Regions from separate parts of the Mus musculus genome. Here region 2 is linked to region 1. A link is a loop called in an ENCODE intact Hi-C map of the cell type or tissue named here. Cell type or tissue: heart. All regions are shown on one strand. Links, peaks and the distances in the headings refer to the core of each region. The heading gives the core; the rest is flanking DNA. Region 1 holds the start of Acad10 (acyl-Coenzyme A dehydrogenase family, member 10). Region 2 overlaps Gm32422 (a long non-coding RNA gene).

Region 1 (4,383 bases), core at 231-4,230:
GCATTAAGAACCACATCCCTGCTGGTTATGATGGCTCACGCCTGTAATCCCAGCACCAGGAGGCTGAAGCAGGAAAGCTGCAGATGTAAGAGACCCTGTCACAAAACCCAACAAACCATACTGTTGAACTGTTCGGTTTGGGAGTCTCTCAAGAACATGTACAGCTCTCTTTGCGTAAAAACATCTCCTCATACCCTTGTAAAAAAATCTCTTAACAATGGGGGTGTGGGTGTGGGTGGGAGGGCAATATTTGGAATGTAAATAAATAAAATTTAATAATAATAATAAATCCCTTAACACTCTCAAAACCCAACAGAAGCTCCTCCCACATCCAGCAGCACCCCAACACAAGCAGGCAACATTCACCACTGGCTCCTCGGTGACAAGTCAGGGCTCTCTGAAAACTGAACCTTCCAGTTGTGACCACACCTATGCTATAGATGCAGAAAGCATCCACTTCCTCAGCTGTGTAGGCCGGTAGGGCAGGGACGGGGCAGCAGGCTTCCCCGGGAACTGCTCCACTGGAGCAGAGTTAGTAGTTATAAGCATTCCCACCAGAGGGAAGAGCCCACTTTGTGACAACCAATCTAGTTTCTCCTGTATTACTCTCTTAAAACAGGGTCTTGGGGTATGTTTCCAAACTCCAGGGTTTACATAACCCTTTCAAAAAAGACAATGAAATATGCTTCACAAATCACATAAAGAACACAAGTGCTGGGGGGAAAAAGCATGCTGGAACTATACCTCAGTTGGGAGAGCGCTAGCCTTACATGTATGAAGCCCTGGGTCTGTGCCCAGCAGGATGCAAACTGGACATACGGATGCATACACATGATCCCACCACTCAGGAGGTGAACGTAGCAAGATTACTTCAAGGCCATACTCATTAACAAATGTACCCAGCCTCAGCTGCTCATCAACCGCAAAAAACACCAAACCAAACCAAACAAACAAAAACCAAAAAACAAAAACCAGCCAGGGGCTCAGAGTACTTGAGCGCGGCCAGGCTTCCTGTGGGCATACCTGCTCTGGCCTTCATGGTCTCAATAATCACATCCGTCATTTCCCGACGGCCAAGGTGCTGGTGGATGATGGCTGCTTTCTCCCCGGCTGACTTCCCTTCTAGACAGGCGACAGCGGAAGCCAATGTCTTCTTTTTGATCTCCTCATCAGACATCTCTCCAGCTGGAGAACACATGAAAGATTAATACCTAATGACAGAACAAATTCCTCTCACTTCTTGGCACATCAATCAATAGCTTTCCTGCTCCTCTATGGCGTGTCCCCCTGGATGAGGCTCTTTTCCAGTGTCTGCCTCTGTCCCTCTACTTATTAATGAATAAGCAGCATTTCAGAAACCCGGAGATGTGACCGAAATTCCTTAACATCAGTTCTGAGGCAGGCACCAGGCCTGTCCAGTACGGCACTCAACCCACACAACCAAGCACACAGTAGGAGTTCTCAGCACCCGATCCACACATCTAAGCACACAGTAGGTACTCTCCCCCTAGGCTTTACTGCATAAATGTCTCCAGGACTGGGCCAGGATGAAGTTACCTGTTTGTGCCTAGTGCCAACTTAACTGACTTTCAGATCTAGGGGTCACTTTGAGCTCTGGAATTTCGCTTGTAACCTTGAAATAAATCAAGTCACTGGAGTCTCAAAGACCAAGAAAGACCACAACACACTCTTCTACTGCAGCTCCAAAGAATGGACCCACAGAGTGTCCAGGATGCCATCCTTCCGAGAACGAGCGCCAGCCCAGCTCTCCAAACTAAGTGTCCGTTTCTCTTTTCCATCAACTTGGGACATTTAGTCCGTATGGCACATATCAGACCAAGTCTGATTCAGGGCATGACAAAACTCTTGACAGATACCAAGCAATCGCCCTCCCACACACACCTTTTTCTCGTCGGTCTTTTGAGACAGGTTTCCGCCCCCCCCCCCCAACCCTGCCTGGCTTCTGGTTGCCTGTCCTCCTGCCTTCACTTCAGGATCCTCAATGCTATCAGGTAAGGTTGTGACGATCACGGGAAGAGCCGAAGCTGCATGACCCACTAAGGAAGTCTGTGGCCGGTGGTGAAGACGTCAGCCTCTCGGTCCCCGGCTGGGCTAAAACTCGCGTTTCCAGCCACTCACACCTAACTTTGGGCAAATCCTTTCCCCACCGGTCTGTCTGACTGCCAGCTTGGGAAAGGCGCACAGCATCGCCCCCGCGCCCTGGGCCGCGCTTTCTCGCAGCGAGGGCGACGTCGAGCAGAGGCGCCCGGCAAGTCCGGGGGCCGGTGGAGCGAGGGCTGCCGACCCTCCGGCCCGGCGCGAGGCCGCCGACTCACCGGCGGCGCTGAAGCCGAAGTCGGTGGGGACCGGCGAGTGACCCGCGAGCTCCAGTCGGATGACCACCAGTGACACACTCATAGGACAGGCGCTGCTCGGCGTGGGCCCCGGTGGGCTGACGGAAGGCTGCGGCCCGAGCCCAGAGGCCGAGCGGCCCGCGGTCGGCAGCGCCGCCACCGCCTCAGAAGCCGCGGCCGCCGCCTCAGCAGCGGCAGCCCCCGTCGCGCGCAGCCTGCCGAGCCACAACAACCTCCGCTTCCGCCTGTCGGCCGCCGTCTCTGACCCGCCGGGTCGCGCACGCGCACGCGGAAAGGGGCGAGGCCCCGGGCGCGCATGCGCTTTCGACAGCTGCTTCTGCCCCCTTGGCTGACCGTCTGGACAGGGTCCGAGGAGCGTGCGCAGAGCACGCAAAGACGCCTGGCTCCTATTTTGCGTTTGACCCCTCTCTACGTTTGTCCTCCTTAGTTTTCCCGCAGGGCTCACCGAGAGTCTATGGGTCCGCAGAGACTCTGAGGCTTCCTGGGTCTTCGACCTCAGGGTTGTAACTTTCTGCAGGTATGGCGAGGGGCTGGCTAGGAGCGCAATGACTTCACAGATAATCCACTGAGAGCCGGGCACTGCGGGGCTGCGTGGGATGATTATTTTTGCGGACACAGAAAACAGCCCCAGACAGGACAAGCTTCAGCACTCGTGCGATCCTGAGCTAGTTATTGCATAACCACTCGGTTGTGTGATACAAAACGCTGTGTAAGAGACAGGGATACGCTGGGAAGCCTATAGGTCATGGTTAAATTTGGTTTTGTGGTTTGGATGTGTTTGGTTTTGTTTTATTTTTTGTTTGTTTTTGTTGTTTTCTTCTCCAAGTCAGAGTTGCTCCAAGTACGCCTAGCTGTCCTAGAACTCACTCTGTAGACCAGGCTGTCCTCGAACTCAGAGATCTGCCTGCCTAAGCCTCTGGAGTTGTGGGATACAGCCCTGCCCTACCACCGTCTGGCCATTGTTTAGTTGTTTTGAGGTTTTGAGTTGTTCTGAGACAAGGTCTTGAGTAGCCCAAGATACTGAGAACCCTATATATTGGAGAAAAGATAATCTATGTTCTCTACGTATTGGAATCAGATGTCCTTGAACTTCTGACCCTCCTGCCTTTTCCACCTCATCAGTGCCAGGGTTACTTCCAGGCTTCTGCTGAAGGCTTTGTGCTTCACAAGATGGCAGGATAGAACTAACTCAAGATTGTCCTCTGTGCAGGTGCTATAGTGAGCACACACACTGAGGAATGCACTTAAGGGTTAGAATGCTTTAGGTATAGGCTCTGGGTTCAGTGTCTAAAATACACACACACATACACACGATATAATCGAAACAATGTTCAGGACACACACACACATAAGAGAAAGAAAGAAGGAAAGAAAGAAAGGAAGGAGAAAAGAAAGAAAGAAAGGGAGAAAGAAAGGAAGAAAGGCCAGGTAAGATTAGTGCATATATGGAGAAAAAATATGACATGTCAGGAAGGACAATATTGTGTACATGCTATAGTGTAAGAGGTCTGGGAGAGGCCATGGATACAAATGGTACCTGTAACAGGAACATACAATATATAGAGGTGTTTATACTATTTTCTATGTAATATGTCTTAAAGCCTTTTAATGCCAAGATTTCCCAACTTCTGCTCAACTTTCACTTTCTATAACCCTTTTGGGGTGCGTGTATGTGTGTCTGTGAACCATAGACCTCAGTGGTACTGTCACCTGGTGGTGACCACCAAAAAAAGCATAGATATCACCAAATCATACCCCTCATGGGGAAAAATGGGCATATATGAAAGTGGACAAGCCATCCACAGAGTGTAGATCATCTGACTGTGTCAGACACTAGTTTATGGTGCTGAGATTGACCTAGAGTCTTCATCGTGCTAAGAACAAGCCATTCTGCTGAGGCACACCCCCAAGTCACGTGTTAGGTAACCCTAAATAGTGTGACACACACTAACTTGATAGCTCTACATTCTTTACCTTAGGCAATGGTTACCCCCCCCCCCCACCTTTG
Region 2 (4,383 bases), core at 233-4,232, 180 kb before region 1:
TAGGCGGAGGTCACGTTTCAGGTGGTTTTGAAGGGTGCGTAGGAGTTGACCACACAGGAGGAAGGGAGAAGCAATGGGAGAATGAGATGAGTTCCTTAGCCAGGGCATGGCTGCTTGGCAAGTACTTGATGAGTCTGAGGTAATAGGGAGCTCTGGCTGGCACATAGATAGCCACCTGCCTCTGCCTCCTGAGTGCATTGATGTAAGCCTCCATGCCCAGCTTGGAGTTCTTTCTTATCCTGGCTTTACGATGAGGAAATGAAAGCTAGAAGATACTAAGTCGCTGGGGGCGTGGCTCAGAGGCCGACTGGGTTGCCAAGCCGGTGCGCCAAGCCCTGGGATCCCGTCCCCAATATCTTCCTCCTCCCCTCAGTCTTCCCTCCAAAGAAAGGGGGGTGAATGGGGAACCAGATAAATGATTGATTGTTTGTTTGTTTGTTTGTTTGTTTGTTTGGAAGAGCGCCTTCTGAGGGAGAGAACCCTCTTGAAACCCAGGTTTTCCACCTTTGGTGGCGCTGAAGCCGGAGGGGACCGGGTCTCTCAGGGCGGCAGGTTGCAGTTGCGCTGCCGCCCATGACCAGCAGAGGGCGCGCGAGCCTCGTGCCCGCTGCAGTCGTCAGGCACCCGCCCAGGAAGCGCGCGTGGATCCGGGAGAGGACCGGAGTCTCCGAGCTGCGGAGCAATTAGGGTCCTTTAATTACCGGGATTGGAAGTGGACGAGCCTCGAGGGGCCTCGGGGCACTGAGTCACTTCCCCAGAAACCAGATTCCCAGGGCCGGCGGAAGAGAGGGCGGCTGCACTTCCCTGCGCCGGGTGCTGCCCAGGACTGGGCTGAAGCCAAGACCAGGACCCACGGGGGTGGGGCATGGGCAGTGGGTGCAGGTTCCTGTTGGCCAGTCCACCGCTTTGCGGTCTTGGCGAGGGTTCCTGCGTCTCTGTGCCTCAGTTTCTTCCTCCATCAAGTGGAATAGAGCAGCCCCCTTCCCCTGCATACTGTTGGCCAAGCAAGTTGTGAGCCCGTGGAAAACCCTCCAAATTGTTTCTGCAGGACCCACGCGAGGTGGCCCACACATATAAACCCAGCACTCAGGCAGAAGGCTTCAAGTTCACAGCCATCCTGCGCTACTTAGTGAGTTCCAGGACAGCCTAGGTCAGCCTCAAAGCCAACACAAACACTTAATAATCATTAATTATTCTCCTATCGCTGTCCTTTATTTCCAGCGCTGGGTACAGTAGATGAGAGAGCCCCCGGGCAGAGTGACTGCTTCAGGCCCTCTGTATCTCTGTGACCTTGGCTCTGGGCCTGTTTCTTCATAAATGTAGGGCAAATAAACAAACAGCCCCTTCCTTCACAGCAGGCATGGCCTTGGCTGGGCGCACAGAGTCGCGGCATGACACCTGACTATACATGTACTGAGCAGGGACTTGTGGCAGACTTCACGTGGAAGGGCCACGGAGAGCACAGAAAAGGGAACCCTAGCCCCAGAGAGGAAGCAGCGGGGATAGATGAAGCCTGGCTCCTTAGCTCAGCAGATCAGATCCACAGGAGTCCTTCTTGGGAGTTCTGAGTACAGAAGCTCCAGCAGATGTGCGTAAGCTACGCCAAGGCCAAAGCTGCCCTCTGAGCCTCTTTCAGCCATTGCTGAATCCAAGTATGGGGAGCAGATTAGATAAACACCATAGAACCTTCTTAAGCTCTGTATTAGCTAGCAATTGCTGTGTAACAAACTGCCCCCTTCCCCGCACCCCCAACCCGGGGTCAGTCGTTTCATAGGCAACAGTCTCCTTCACTGTCACAAGGTCTTGGAAATTCAGATAAAGTTTTCCTGAATTGCGACTCAAGGTCATGAAGTAGGGTGGAGTCTCAAACGGAATCCAGGCTTGGCCGCTGGATGTTTCCTGTAACGCTAGCAGTTGGGGAGGCTGAGGCAGGAGGATCAGGAGTTTCCTTCCGGTCAGGGTCATGGCACCTGTGTGGAGGTCAGGGGACAACATATAAGAGTCGATTGTCCCTCCCCTTATGTGGGTCCCAGAGATGGAACTCAGGTCACCAGACTTGACACCAAGCACCCTCACCTGCTGAGTCATCTTACCAACCCAAAATAAAACAGAGAAATCTTATTTTTAAAGATTTTAATGTCATGGGTCTGAGTATTTGCATGTGTGTACCTGCAGAGGCCAGAAGAGGGCGTTGGATCACCTGGAAATGTAGTTACAGGTTGTAAGCAGCCATGTGGGTACTGGGAACCTAACCCAGGTCCTCTGCAAGAGCAGCCAGCACTCTTAACTACTGAGCCATCTCTCCATCCCCATAAAGATCTTCTTAATATTTTAAATTTATTTTTTTGAAAATTTCATACATATGTAATTTCTATTTTTTTCTCTTCATAAATACTTCTGTTTGAGACAGGTTTCTCTGTGTAGCTCTGGCTGTCCTGGAACTCACTTTGTAGACCAGGCTGGCCTCAAACTCAGAGATCTGCCCGCTTCTGCCTCCTGAGTGCTGGGATTAAAGGCATGTGCCACCACCACTACCAGGCCATAAATGCTAATTTTTAAAAAGGAGCTGGAAATCCAGCATGTGGCACATGCCTGTCATCCTAATATTTGGGGTGCTGAAGCAAGAGGGTTACCATGGGCTTGAGGACAACATGGGCCACACAACAAGACCCTTTGAAAACAAAAATCAAAAGTGGGGGCTATTGGGTCTGTCTTTGGTGGGAACTCTTAAGGTCTGGCTAACCCCTCCCAAGATGGCGTCCTTCCACATCTGCTCAGGCCTGGTGGCCTGTGGCCTCTTCATGAAGCAGTGGGAATGTCCATGCTGAAGAAGTCCTCCTGTGTCTGCCTGCCCACTGCTGGAATATTATAAGTGTGCCAGCATACCAGCTGTATATTTAATTTATTTTTCAGCACAAAGCCTCAACTATGTACTTCTGGCTGGCCTGGGACTCAGGGTGATCCTCCTGCCTCTGCCTCCAGAGTGCTGTCTTTACGCTTGTGAGCCATGGTGGCAGCTTGAGTTGCATGTTTTAATTAACATTAAGATTATACGTACAGGGTGGGTCTGGAGGCTCACACCTGTCAATGCTTAGCACCGGAAAGGCAGAGGCTGGAGAATCTCAAGTCGGAGGCCACCTGGGCAACAGAGCAAAGTTCTTGTCTCAAAAGCCCAGTAACAAAGCCAACTCTAATAGCACGAGCTGTTACCTTGGCTACTCAGAAGGCAGCGGCAGGAGGATGCTGAGTTGAATGCCTTCCTTGACCAAGTCTCAGGCTAGCTGGGCAAACCAATGAGACCATGCCTCAAAATAAAAAGTAAAGAGAGTTTTTTTTTTGTTTTTTTTTTTTTTTTTTTTTTTTTTTTTTGTTAAAAGTCCTGGGTTTAGCCGGGCATGGTGGCACACGCCTTTAATCCCAGCACTCTGGAGGCAGAGGCAGGCAGATTTCTGAGTTTGAGGCCAGCCTGGCCTACAAAGTGAGTTCCAGGACAGCCAGGTCTATACAGAGAAACCCTGTCTCGAAAAACAAAAACAAACAAATAAAAAAAGCTCTGGGTTTGTGACCAATGGTATACTTCAGGTAGTAGGTTCTCATGTCTTTTTTTTTTTTTTTTTTTTTTTGGTTTTACAAGACAGGGTTTGCCTGTGTAGCCTTGGCTGTCCTGGAACTCACTCTGCAGACCAGGCTGGCCTCGAATTCAGAGATCTACCTGCCTCTGCCTCCTGAGGGCTGGGATTAAAGGTGTGAACCACCAAGCCCAGCTTTTTGCGCCACCACGCCCGGCTTATCTTTTCTTTTTTCTTAAGGCAGGATTTTACTCTGAGATCCTGGCTAGCCTCTATGTAGACCAGGCTGGCCCCAAATTTAGAGTGATTCACCTGCCTCTGCCTCTTGAATGCTGGGAGTAAAGACATTGGACACACACACACACACACACACACATTTTTGAGACAGAGTATCTTACTGCAGTAACCAGTTGGATGGGTCTACTAGATTGGCTGACCCACAAGCCCCACTGGCCCTGCCTGGGTTTTACATGGGTGTTGGGCCTCGAAGTCAGGTCCTTAGGCCTGCACACCAAGCACTTTACCTATCCTGCCACGGCCCTGGTCATATCTGGTTAATGTTTGTTGCTTGGATCATTGACTTACTAATACTCTTGGCTCTGGTTAGCTTTCATTGGTACTGTTCAGTTGGTTTGATTTGAGACAGCGTCTCATGTAGCTCGGGCAGGTTTGCAACTCATTAGGTAGCCAAGGCTCACCTCCTGTCTCCGCTGCTAAGTGTCTCAGCCTCCAGTCGTCCAGTGCACCTGGCTGATATTTTGACCCTGACCTTGTTGATTTATAGAACCTGCTAGATTAGGCTTGGTTGTACTTC

The links. Hi-C counts contacts between places; a loop is a spot of excess contacts. Peaks named below come from ENCODE experiments on the same cell type or tissue, not always from the same donor. Only the 100,000 strongest peaks of a DNase experiment are listed, where the experiment ranks them.
Region 2: a loop joins it to region 1, with 2.2 times the contacts of the local background. A loop is called at or near these places in 1 of 42 quality-filtered maps.

What each region holds. Positions count from the first base shown.
Region 1 is chr5:121,658,802-121,663,184 of GRCm38, reverse strand. Acad10 (acyl-Coenzyme A dehydrogenase family, member 10) reads left to right here and starts at 2,675. Exons shown (of 21, transcript NM_028037.4): 1 at 2,675-2,892. It overlaps Brap (BRCA1 associated protein), which reads right to left and starts at 2,622. Exons shown (of 12, transcript NM_028227.3): 1 at 2,337-2,622; 2 at 1,024-1,185. The coding sequence starts at 2,418. In heart, for the core only: no CTCF peak of the experiment used is centred there; a DNase peak (open chromatin) is centred at 2,644; H3K4me3 peaks cover 2,208 bases; H3K27ac peaks cover 1,357 bases.
Region 2 is chr5:121,839,209-121,843,591 of GRCm38, reverse strand. Gm32422 (a long non-coding RNA gene) reads right to left here. Exons shown (of 2, transcript XR_387683.2): 2 at 4,332-4,383. Among named protein-coding and RNA genes, the nearest start is that of Gm32422, 3.2 kb to the right of the region's middle. In heart, for the core only: a CTCF peak has its summit at 2,190 (motif pointing right); DNase peaks (open chromatin) are centred at 751 and 1,451; H3K4me3 peaks cover 1,393 bases; H3K27ac peaks cover 1,128 bases; H3K27me3 peaks cover 164 bases.